2 separate regions of the Homo sapiens genome follow, and region 1 is linked to region 2. The links are chromatin loops, found by intact Hi-C in ENCODE. Cell type or tissue: dorsolateral prefrontal cortex. All regions are shown on one strand. Links, peaks and the distances in the headings refer to the core of each region. The heading gives the core; the rest is flanking DNA.

The links. Peaks named below come from ENCODE experiments on the same cell type or tissue, not always from the same donor. Only the 100,000 strongest peaks of a DNase experiment are listed, where the experiment ranks them.
Region 1: a loop joins it to region 2, with 2.3 times the contacts of the local background. A loop is called at or near these places in 3 of 110 quality-filtered maps.

The regions. Positions count from the first base shown.
Region 1 is chr5:60,492,730-60,498,119 of GRCh38, reverse strand. The region is part of intron 1 of PART1 (prostate androgen-regulated transcript 1); the gene reads right to left. It also overlaps a transcript of PDE4D not described here. Among named protein-coding and RNA genes, the nearest start is that of PART1, 7.7 kb to the right of the region's middle. In dorsolateral prefrontal cortex, for the core only: no CTCF peak of the experiment used is centred there; a DNase peak (open chromatin) is centred at 2,021; H3K4me3 peaks cover 714 bases; H3K27ac peaks cover 4,879 bases.
Region 2 is chr5:60,583,723-60,589,112 of GRCh38, reverse strand. No RefSeq gene overlaps it. Among named protein-coding and RNA genes, the nearest start is that of PART1, 99 kb to the right of the region's middle. In dorsolateral prefrontal cortex, for the core only: a CTCF peak has its summit at 2,616 (motif pointing right); no DNase peak of the experiment used is centred there.

The DNA.
Region 1 (5,390 bases), core at 82-5,081, 91 kb after region 2:
GTTCTTGCCTTCTTTCTGTTATCCAAACTTTTCTGTGCAGAAGAACAAGATTTAAGTTTGAATGGATCATTGTTTCTTTTCGGCTAAACAACTGCTGATAGTCAGAGGATGACCTATTTCTGAAGCAGACGACCAAGGAGAAATTTATGGATTTCTATTCTTTAGACTTAACCAGTGTTCCTTCTTGGAACATATGTTATGGAACTTGACTAATCGCCCTGGCAATATGTTGCCAAAGTTTTCCTGGCAATAGATCAAAGTCTGTAATATACCAGCACATCAGCTTTGCAGAGCTCAGACAATGAGAAAACAGGTAGGGGTGGGAGAAAGCACTTGCAATTAATTTTGGAGTCAGATTTTGATAGAAAAGTAGAAAGAGGATAGGACTAATTGACTTCTGAAAGAATTACAGGTGGCTGGTGTGCCCCATGACTCACACTGTAATCTAAATACTTTGGGAGGCCAAGGTGGGAGGGTCTCATGAGGCCAGGGGTTTGAGATCAGCCTGGGGAACATAGTGAGACCCTGTCTCTACAAAAAATAAAAAAAATTAGCCAGGCTTAGTGGCATGTGCCTATGATCCCAGCTGCTTGGGAGGTTGAGGTGGGAGGATCACTTGCAACTGGGAGGTTGAGGCTGCAGTGAACCGTGTTCACACCACTGCACTCCAGCCTGGACAACAGAGCAAGATCCTGCCTCAAAAACAAAAACAAAAACAAAAAAAAAGAAAGACAAAAAAGAATTGCAAGCGGCCAATACATAAGAGAAGATGCCTAACACCTAACCCCCCAATTAGCATTGTGATTATAAAGATAACAATGCTATCATTTCCCCACATCATTTTGGCAGAAATGTGAATGGATGGTTAAACTCGGTGTGCCTGTGAGTTTGATGAAATGGATGTGCTCATACAACTACCTGATACAACCTTTTGGAGGGCAGGTGGCTGATACTTACTGAAATGTGAAATGTATAATCTTCTTGCCCAGAAATTCTGGGTCTAGGACTTATCCTAAGAAGACAACTATACAAATGTAAAAATACATTTATGTAGTATGTTTGCAAAAGCATATTCATGGGGAAAATGAGAAATAACTTTAATGTTTATCAATAGAGAACTGGTATAGTAAATTATGATAAATACCTACTGTGAAATCCTGCATAGTCAATAAAATGATGGTGTAAAGCTTCATATATTAATGTGAAAAATTATTTAATGGTACAAAACAGGTTATGAAACACAACAATCACATTTCTATACAGTCATATTACTAGAAATATGGGAAGTTGTTAATTTAAATCTGAACAGTTAGAATTTCAGGCTACCTTTACTTCCTTTGCTATTTAACTGTTTCCTCTCCCACCTATCAACTCTATGTCCTTAGGGAAACTTATTTAACCTTTCTCACTCTTGGTGAAAATGGAGATAATACCAAACTCTTAGAGGTTGTTGTGAGAATCAAGCAATAAAATACATGTCAAGCACCTAGTAAAAAATGTATTTTGATTTTTTTTTGTCATACACAGTTTCCTTTTTTTCTTTCATTATGTGAGTACAAACAGCTGTGTTCCTATGCCCAGATTCAAAGAGAGAAAGCTAAGTGGGCTTTTGAATAACTTCCACTTATTTTAATGCAGGGAAAGCTCTAGTTCCAAATATGTGGAACAGTATTTTCCTAAGGCTGCAATGTGTCAGAAAAAGACCATATTGAGTCATTGTTTTCTGAAGCCAAGACAGGAGATTGAGAGACGGATGCTGATGGGCAGCCTAAAATAATATTTCATTCTTGTCATCCTTAGGCAGTTTAAGACCAAGTCATTTTGGATAGATCTACAGTTTCCCTCTCGGTTTGGAAGAACAAAGCTTTTGTTATTTATGTTCTTAAACAACAGCGCTTTGTCCTATACTCAGGAGCGTGCAAAGCAAACAGAAGATTTCCTGAACGGCCATCCCATTTATGGTGAGGAGTCAGTCCAAGAGGTAAGTAGACATACTCAGCTGCAACCATCTGCAGAGGGCCCACATTGGCAGCAAAAGGAAATAGCCAAGACTCACAGGAGCACAACAGCCAGTCAGGTTTGGGATTCACTTCTCTGATACTGTGCCAAAGTTGGTGGACTCAGCCATTCTGAAACTCACTGTTCACTTGGGGCCTGCTTTGCACAACAAAACAAATAGCCCTGTTTTGCTTTCCATGTCTGAGGCAGAAAAATAAAAATGGCAATATTTTGAGTGTTTTTACATTGGGAATTTCTGGTCCATAGATAATTATTTCAGATACCCCTGTGTAATCTTTTCAGAGCTGTTGAAAACTGTGGAATAGGGGATAATTAGGGCTCAAGAGATTTCATTAATGGTTAAAGGATCATTAGAAGGACACGTACTGTATCCCTCTTCTTATTTCTCTTCCTGCACTAAAACAACTCCTGGCTTGCTACCATACTTCCGCACCCATGTGCAATTTTCACTTAGCAAAAGGTCAAGTCTAAGTAGAATCTATGAAGTTGGGATTGATTCTGATTGGTAATAATGCTAGCTAGCAAGCATTGAAAATTTGTACCAGGTTTTCTGTTAAGTAGTCTGCATGCACTATCTCAATGATTCTTAAGGAGTGGTCCATAGATCACTGGCTTTACAAACATTGACGCATGGTGGTGGGTGTGGGCAATGAAAAGGCAGATTCCTAGATTCTACTCTAGATCCATGGGATCAGCATCCTGTAGTGGGAGCCAGGGATCTACCATTTTAGCAGGTGCCTTGGGTCATCATCCTTATGCACATGACATTCGAGAGCCACTGTGTTATTTCCTAGTGCAACTGTGACTCAGTGTAATCTGCTTTCTTTCCACTCCTCTGATTTCTGTGTGTAAATTTTCATGACAAAAGTTAGACAAAATACCATGGACTGAAGTTAGATATAGAGCAACTCATGTCTCTTTTAGTTGCTGGTGATTGCAAATGTATCTCCATGGCCAAATTGCTTTTGAGGCACTATATGTGATATTTATCTGTATTGTGGGAAGGTTAAAGAAGTGAGAACTCTTTCCTTGCTTAGTGGTGGCCTGTGCTCTGGAGGTAGAGAGGAAGACACAGGGGCCATGGAGGTGGGACTTACAGGTGTGGTACAGGTTGTATAATCATGATGGTGACCCTGCATGGAGAAGGGAAAGCTTGACCTTTTCCTTGGCTCAGGGCTATGCAAATAGGGCTGGCCCATTTCTGAGAGGGGAAGGTAGCTGATATGCAGGTGTGATTCCCTAGGGCCCAGAAAGACCTGCCTGCCTTCTGCCTTTGTTGTCATGCTTCATGAGGCCTGAAATGTTCACTGGTGGTTATTTCTCTGGTTCTCAGCTTTAGCTCTAGAAAGCCCCTATTGAAATGACATGCCACTTGGAAGATAGCAGGACCATTTACTTATATTTTCACAGACTGCTTTAATCTGCTACTCTGGGGATGGCACACAAAAAGATTTAGTTGATGGGAGGGAGGTTAGGCCCCTTTGTGGGCCACAAAGAAGAATCTGGGGAGCCCAGGGAGACTATTCTGGGGGTAGAAGTGAGGAGGAAAGGCTCTAAAGACAAACTGGACCTATGTCACAGTTCCGAGGGCTGTCCTCCAGAATACATTGTTTTCCTGAAATTCTCCAGCCCCTTCCATCATTTTCCTCTCAGTGAATGTCCAGTGCTGAATAACTGCCCCCTTAGTCACAGGACTGGACTGCAGCAGTGCTGCAGGTGGTGAGGCTCAGTGGCACAAGTGGCTCTGGGAGGGAATCTTGATGTCGGATTCTGTAGCTGCACCAGCAGAGGGGGAAGAGGGAGATAATTACCCACCTCTGAGTCTGAGATCCCCCTACCCCCAGTGCATTCTTCTGCCAGGAGCAGGATCATTAGAATAAGTGAGACTTAGCTTAGCTCATTCAACTCCTTGCCAGGCCCCATGCAAAGCTTTCAAACTTTCAAATATACGATCATTTCTAGAGACTATGTTGGGATCCCCTGCATTTCTTTATCCATTTGTTGAGAAGGACCAGAGATGATGCCTAACTTTAGCCAAGAGTTTGTCTGTGGGTCCGATAAGCCTCACATTTGATTTTATTGGAATTTTAATCTTGCAGAAAGTACCCTATGTTTCAATTTTAAAGCATTTTTTTTGTTAAACTGAAAACATCCCTCAATTTTTCCAATGTTCGTTTGTCCTCTAGTGCTAATTTATGTGGTAAGTGGTACTGGTTCATTAATTTACTCAGGAGGGTGTAACCACCTTTCATGGAGAAGGGGTGGCTAGGAAGGGGTTTCTAGTGAAGGAATTCATTTTTCTTGGTCTTCATGGTGGGTGCTGGGGAAGGGTGTGCAGTCAGAGGGGCTGCATTTGCAGAAACATGGCTCTGTGTGTGAGCCTGGGTTCTCAGGAATAGGAAGCAGGTAGGTGCAGTGGGTGGGTATTCATGTGACAGTGGAGGAAGATAAGGACAAAGATCATGCATGAGTAGTGAATGAATGAATGAATGAATGAATGAATGAATGAATGAATGATTGTGTATAGAAGTCCATACTCCTTCTCTGGGGTGGCTATTCCTTCACCAAGCAGACTCTGTTCTTTCTTCTGCTGCTTCTTAGTGAGCACGTCTAAGTCTCAGTTGATATTCTCTTGCTCTGAGAAATTTCTCATCAATGGGAGGAGAAAATATAATTCGCTTCAACATAGCTCATATTTAAGCTGAGAATTCAGCATGAATTCCAGACATGGTTCATGTATTTTGGATAATCAGCATAGCTGTTCATGATCGGTAACCCTCTTTTTTCTCCTCCTTCAAATCGTTTTTGGTTAGGTTACCATGACTGAAGATTAATGACTTCCATTATTTTTTTTCCCTCATGCAGGAATGTTTAAACTAGTCTAAACTTTGTACCAACTATCATATGAATCATGTCTACTACTGTTACCCCTTGTGTGTCATGTCCTGGGTTAGTGTCCTTGCATGACACAGCAAAATACAGGGCAGGGTTAAAAGTGTCAATTGAGAACCAGGCAAAAAACTGATGATTAATAGTGACCAACACACTTCACTGTGCTGTTATCTTAGAGGCCTTAAGGCAAAATCTTACTTACAAATATTAGTTGAAATGCAATATGTGATGTTAGTAGACACATTTCACCACATCTGGCAGTTCATTAATTCACCTTCATTTTTTTTTTCTTTTCTTCTTTTTTTTAATCTTTTTTTTTTATACTTTAAGTACTAGGGTACATGTGCACAATGTGCAGATTTGTTACATAGGCATACATGTGCCATGTTGGTTTGCTGCACCCATCAACTCGTCATTTATATTAGGTATTTCTCCTAATGCTATCCCTCCCTCAGCCCCCTACCCACTGACAGGCCCTC
Region 2 (5,390 bases), core at 268-5,267:
AAATTTAATAGACATATGGGTCACGACTTAGCACTTATGTTATCCAAGAGTTTGGTTTTGATTCCCACATATAGAAGAGTTTCTGCACATTGTTATAGGAAATATAACTTTTAAAAAGCTGATGTTTGTGAGCTGCTTGTGTACAGGAAGAAGAAACTAAAAATGTCTTATGTTTGGAAAGTCACACAAATCTTAAATCATGATTAAAAGAGGAATCAGTTAAAATGGTCCCTAGTTATATGGGTGTGGCTGTGGTAAATCATTACTTTTACCCTCAAGAACAAAACCCTATATATGTCAAAGACCTAGGGAAAAGTAAGAGTTTTATTACCTATCAAAAATCAGTATTTAGGAGAGATTCAACTGTATTTATATTCATCATCATAGTATTTTGAAGTACTCACTTCAGCATGAAACATAGGAAATTCCAATTTTACAGCATTTGCGATCGTGCGTTTTCTTGCTTAAGACAATATAACCTGCAGAGTGTAATACCTTGACATCACTGGGTCTTCCAAACAAGTTGCCGTAAAACATAAACTATGATTATTGAGTCTTAAAGAAATTATTTGCTCATGGGTACTCAAGTGATTTGAAAGTTGGGATCTAAGACCACGTTAATGAACAGAATTTGCTACTTTGTATCAACTTGGAAATATATTTCTTATTTAATTTTGTAGAACAAATATACTTCCTGGGATAAGTGGAGGATATATTAAGTACCCTCTGATGAATTTTTTCAGTGTCTAGTTAACTTAACGTTTAAATTTTCAATTTGAAGAAATAAACTGGGAACAGTAATGGGACAACAGGGTGCTAACCCAATAAAAAAAGTCACTTTCAGTTTGTTAGTGCATATTTATGTTGCAATGTAAGTTTCATAATTAAGTAGTGAATCTAAGTTAAAATTCTGTTTACAGTTTTTGCAAATTTCACCTTGGAGAATTGTTGAGTGAATTGTTTGCTTCATTTGAGGATGTAGAATAAATTATATTTTCCATAAAATGTCACCAACAGTGCTTATTTCCAAACAAAAAATAATTATGTATGTGGCTAGGTCTACTCACTTTGTAATACCTCTTTTGGGGCTCTTCTGTCAGAACTGAGGACACTTACAGTATCTAGAGCCTTTTCTAGGGAATATAACAAAAGCTTTTCTCCCTCTTCTAGCCCCCACAAATTTTACATCTTGCTGCCAGCGTATCTTTCAAAATAATAACAAGGTAGTCTTCTTGAGTAGTTTATAATGGATTTCTTTCTATGTTTAATAAAGCAAATGAAACTTAATTTTTAAAAAAACTAGAGGACTAAAAATTATTTTCATGAGAACTAAGTAAAATATAATTGATATTTGTATTAGTCCATTCTCATGGTACTATGAAGAAATACCTGAGACTGGGAGATTCATAAAGAGAAGAGGTTTAACTGACTCACAGTTCTGCATGGCTGGGGAGGCCTTAGGAAACTTACAATCATGGTGGAAGGTGAAGCAAACACATCCTTTTTCACAAGGCGACAGGAGAAGAAGCGCCGAGCAAAGGGGGAAAAGCCCCTTATATAACCATCAGATCTTGTGAGAACCCACTATCATGAGAACAGCATGGGGATAACTGCCCCCATGATTTGATTACCTCCCACTGGGCTCCTCTCACGACACGTGGGAATTATGGGAACTACAACTCAAGATGAGATTTGGGTGGGGACACAGCCAACCACATCAATATTTAAAATTGAAGTACTTCAGTTTTGATTAGTGTAGACTAATACAACATGCGAATGTAGAGGCCTTTTGCTCACTCTTCCCACTAAGAACTCAAGACCTTTGAAGGGTCCTGACAACAGACATTTCAGTGATAATTTACCAAGATAGCAGAACTGTTTGTTGCTAAAAATAGTTATGCAGGATAAAATGCAATCTATAATTTTATGAGAACCTGTGATTCTAGTTTACCTCCAATTACTAATATCCATATCTATGTTTGTATATTTTTTAATCAGGTGTGTTTTGGACTCAGAAGTTATTAAAAATTCAGTCAAATGATGGGAGTGATGTTTTGAAGATTAGAATCATGTAGCTGATTCACATGCGTTATTAGACCATGATAAGAAGCACAGAGGAAATATAACAAATGAAATCAGCCTTCTTGCCTACTGATTCTGCATAATTTTAAAAATTAAATTTGGGTTTTTGTCCATATGCAAATTTGTCCTAAAAATTTCCATCTTTTGAAAGCGTTTTGATACTTAGAAAAAAAAATTTAAGACTTTTCTAAATAGAATATACAAGATGGTACAATCTGATTGGATAATAATGCATCAGTGTTCTAAGTTAATAATTGTCTAAGGCAATAATTAACATTTAAAACATGCAGTGACATCATTTCTGAATTTTTTTCTACTTTCTACTTATCAAAATGCCAAATATAATTATACACAATTACTGCTTAAAGATGATGAAGGTTTTGATTTCAGAAAGTTCATCACTCTTACCTTTTCACAGAGAATTTAATTTGATGATCTATTAAGGCACAACAGGTGTCTGATTTAGCATATTTGACTATTTTCACAAGTCACAATCCATCTAACAAGGACAGATGTTCCCAGTAGAGGTCAGTCTTGTGTTGATAGTTATTGTATCATAAAGGAAAAACTAGGGATTTTATGTTTAAGTCCAGTATATTTGATATAGGTAGTAAGCCATTAATTGTGGAAGAAAGAAACTTAAAGATTGGTCATCTTTATTGTAACAAAAATTACTGTGGGTAATATTTTGGGTCCTTTATTACCATATGTTTTCCTCAAAACCCCAGAAAGCTTAACTGCTTGCTAAATACTCCCTAAAAGGAACTTACCAATGGTAGAAATGAACAATTATCTAAACGTAGCAACAGATAATTTGGGATAAATGTCAGATTATTGGATTTGAAACTGAAAATATTTCTTGCAAATTTCAGTTTGAGAAGAGAAACACAGAGGTAGGATAATTTCACGCATCAGCCCCTCACCTTAGCTGTCTTCTCTGCAATATGGGGACAACTGTGCTTGTTCTCTTTCCCTCAGATAAATCTTGTTTTATTCCTCAGACTAATGTTTTGGTCTATAAACCGAGAATTTTATAATAAATGCGGAGATGGCAATCGGAGATAAAGCATATGTTTACAAGTAATGCCTTTGGAGTTGTTGATGCCAAAATACAATAAGCAGTCAAACCAGCATAGCCCAGGAAACATCTTTGAGGTTACTGAGATGATAAATGACTTTACTGCAGGTAGATGGTGTGATGGAAAGAGCAGTGTGTTAGCAGCAGTGGTTCTGCCACCAGATAGCTTGAGGAGGCTTTAATTTCCCACACCTTAAATAAACATAATTAAGTAAACTGTGTTTGCTATGCAAATACAGTCTAAAAGCAAGACTCCTAGTTCCTTCTTTCGAACTAAATTATTACCCAACGGTCCTTCCTATTAGAATTTGTAGCACCAATATTAGTTAGAAATCAGAATATTTGGATTTTAACTTGTGGCACTGCCAGTTGGGCAAGTGACCTTGAGCAAGTCACAACCTCTCTGAGATTTGTCTTTTTCTCAGTAAAGTGAAGGGATTGGATATGGAAGGAACAAACTCCAGTGTTTTCCAGGACAGGAAGATATTAGAAGTTGCTGAGAATGGAGGGGTCAGTGGAGAAATGGAGTGTGCAGACCTTACAATAAGGTATCTGATAGAAACAAAGTGTTGAATGCTCTATGTTGGCCAAACTTATGCTTTATGTAGAGGTGGGCAGACAGATGCAGGTAAGAAAACTGGGAGAGAGGTGCCCAGTTACAAATGCAAAACTTCAACTCTGGTCTTCTGTCCGATGATCTGGAGTTCTTCCCACTTCGCCACACTAAGTCTTGTCGCTGACAGGAGTGTGTGGGCTTGATCTAAGCAAATCTCTGAAAGAGAGGGCTTATATTTGGTTCCCTTTATCCTCCATCTATGCCCCTTCTTTATTTTTTGGGTCCCTTTCTCTTTATCCACTACATCCTTAGTTGTGCTCAGGTGTTTCCTGAGCATGAGCTTTGTAGGCGACACATTTCAGGAGCTGAAACAGCCCAGACCCCACCTCTCTTTTCAGGCTCCCCACTATGATGTTGACATTTGCCCTCCACAGAGCTTATACCAGGCTGCATTATGTTTCTTCATGAAGACTAGTTAGCTAAGCAAGTACTTAGAGCCCTTTCATTCATTCAGTTTATTGTAGAGCCTTAATACTGCAGATGCTAGGCTGGGCAATGATGAAGGGAGAAAGACGGCTTTAACTCTGAAGGAGCCTCAGCCCAATGAGGAAAGCAATATGTCTACGTGTAACTCTAGATGATGAAATCAGACCCCTGTAGTGTGCAGGGTACACAGAGGAGAGATAATTTTTCCAGGGCAGTGGAGGGATATGCAAGGTGTTACTGAGGAGCTAATATTCAAGCTGAACCCTGAAGAATGTGTCCACTAGTGAGGAAGGCAGGGCAGAGGCATTTTCTCAGAGGAAATAGCATGAAATAGGATCTGGTGACAACTAGAAATGACTTACCATTCCATGTGGTCCAGGTAATGCTAATACTTCAATATAAAGTCTGACATGGCTCTCTGTAAAGGACTGAGTAATAAGGGGATTTCATGAACTGTGGCCAGGCAGGCAGCGGACTTATTTTTAAGTAAGGAGTTTTTTGGCACCTGTCAAATAACATCTCCGAGATGGCTTCCTTTACATATTCCAGGTCAGTTGATCCAGATCTCAATGCTCTTTGCAATTTTTGGATTCTTAGTAGGTTGCTGCTACACCATGGTTTCTCTTTCCACATTTTCACAGGGCATTCCTGCATTAGTCTGTACTGATGAGTTTACAATGGTTGCAATAATTGTTGGTGTTGATGAACCTTCCTTGCACTTTATGTAAAAGAGTGATCCTTTTATTGCCAGTTTCTATTTTTCCATCAACAGCCTGATATTCCATGCCTCTGGGTCCATACTGTTCCATTTCATAACATTTAATGAATGTTAGAAGTGGCTCTGCAAATGCATTGCCTTAATCTTGTTGCCTGCAGTGAGATGCTTTTAATATTTTCTCCACATGTGAACTCAGTGTTTTCCTTTAGGTTTTCTTTAATTTCCATGTGGTTAATGTCACTACTGCAGGGAGCCTGGATATTTATAGATTTTTCCCTTTCACTCTATCTTCAATAATTTGCTTTTGCATTCAGTGAACACATCCATCACAATAAATGGTCCTTTTCTCATTTGTATTGACTTGCATTTATATAAACCAGACTTCCTTTTTATAGTATTATCAATGTTCATGGCAATTTTCAGTAGCTTGGGGAGCTGGGTATGAGAGTTGGCACAGAGCTGCAAGTTTT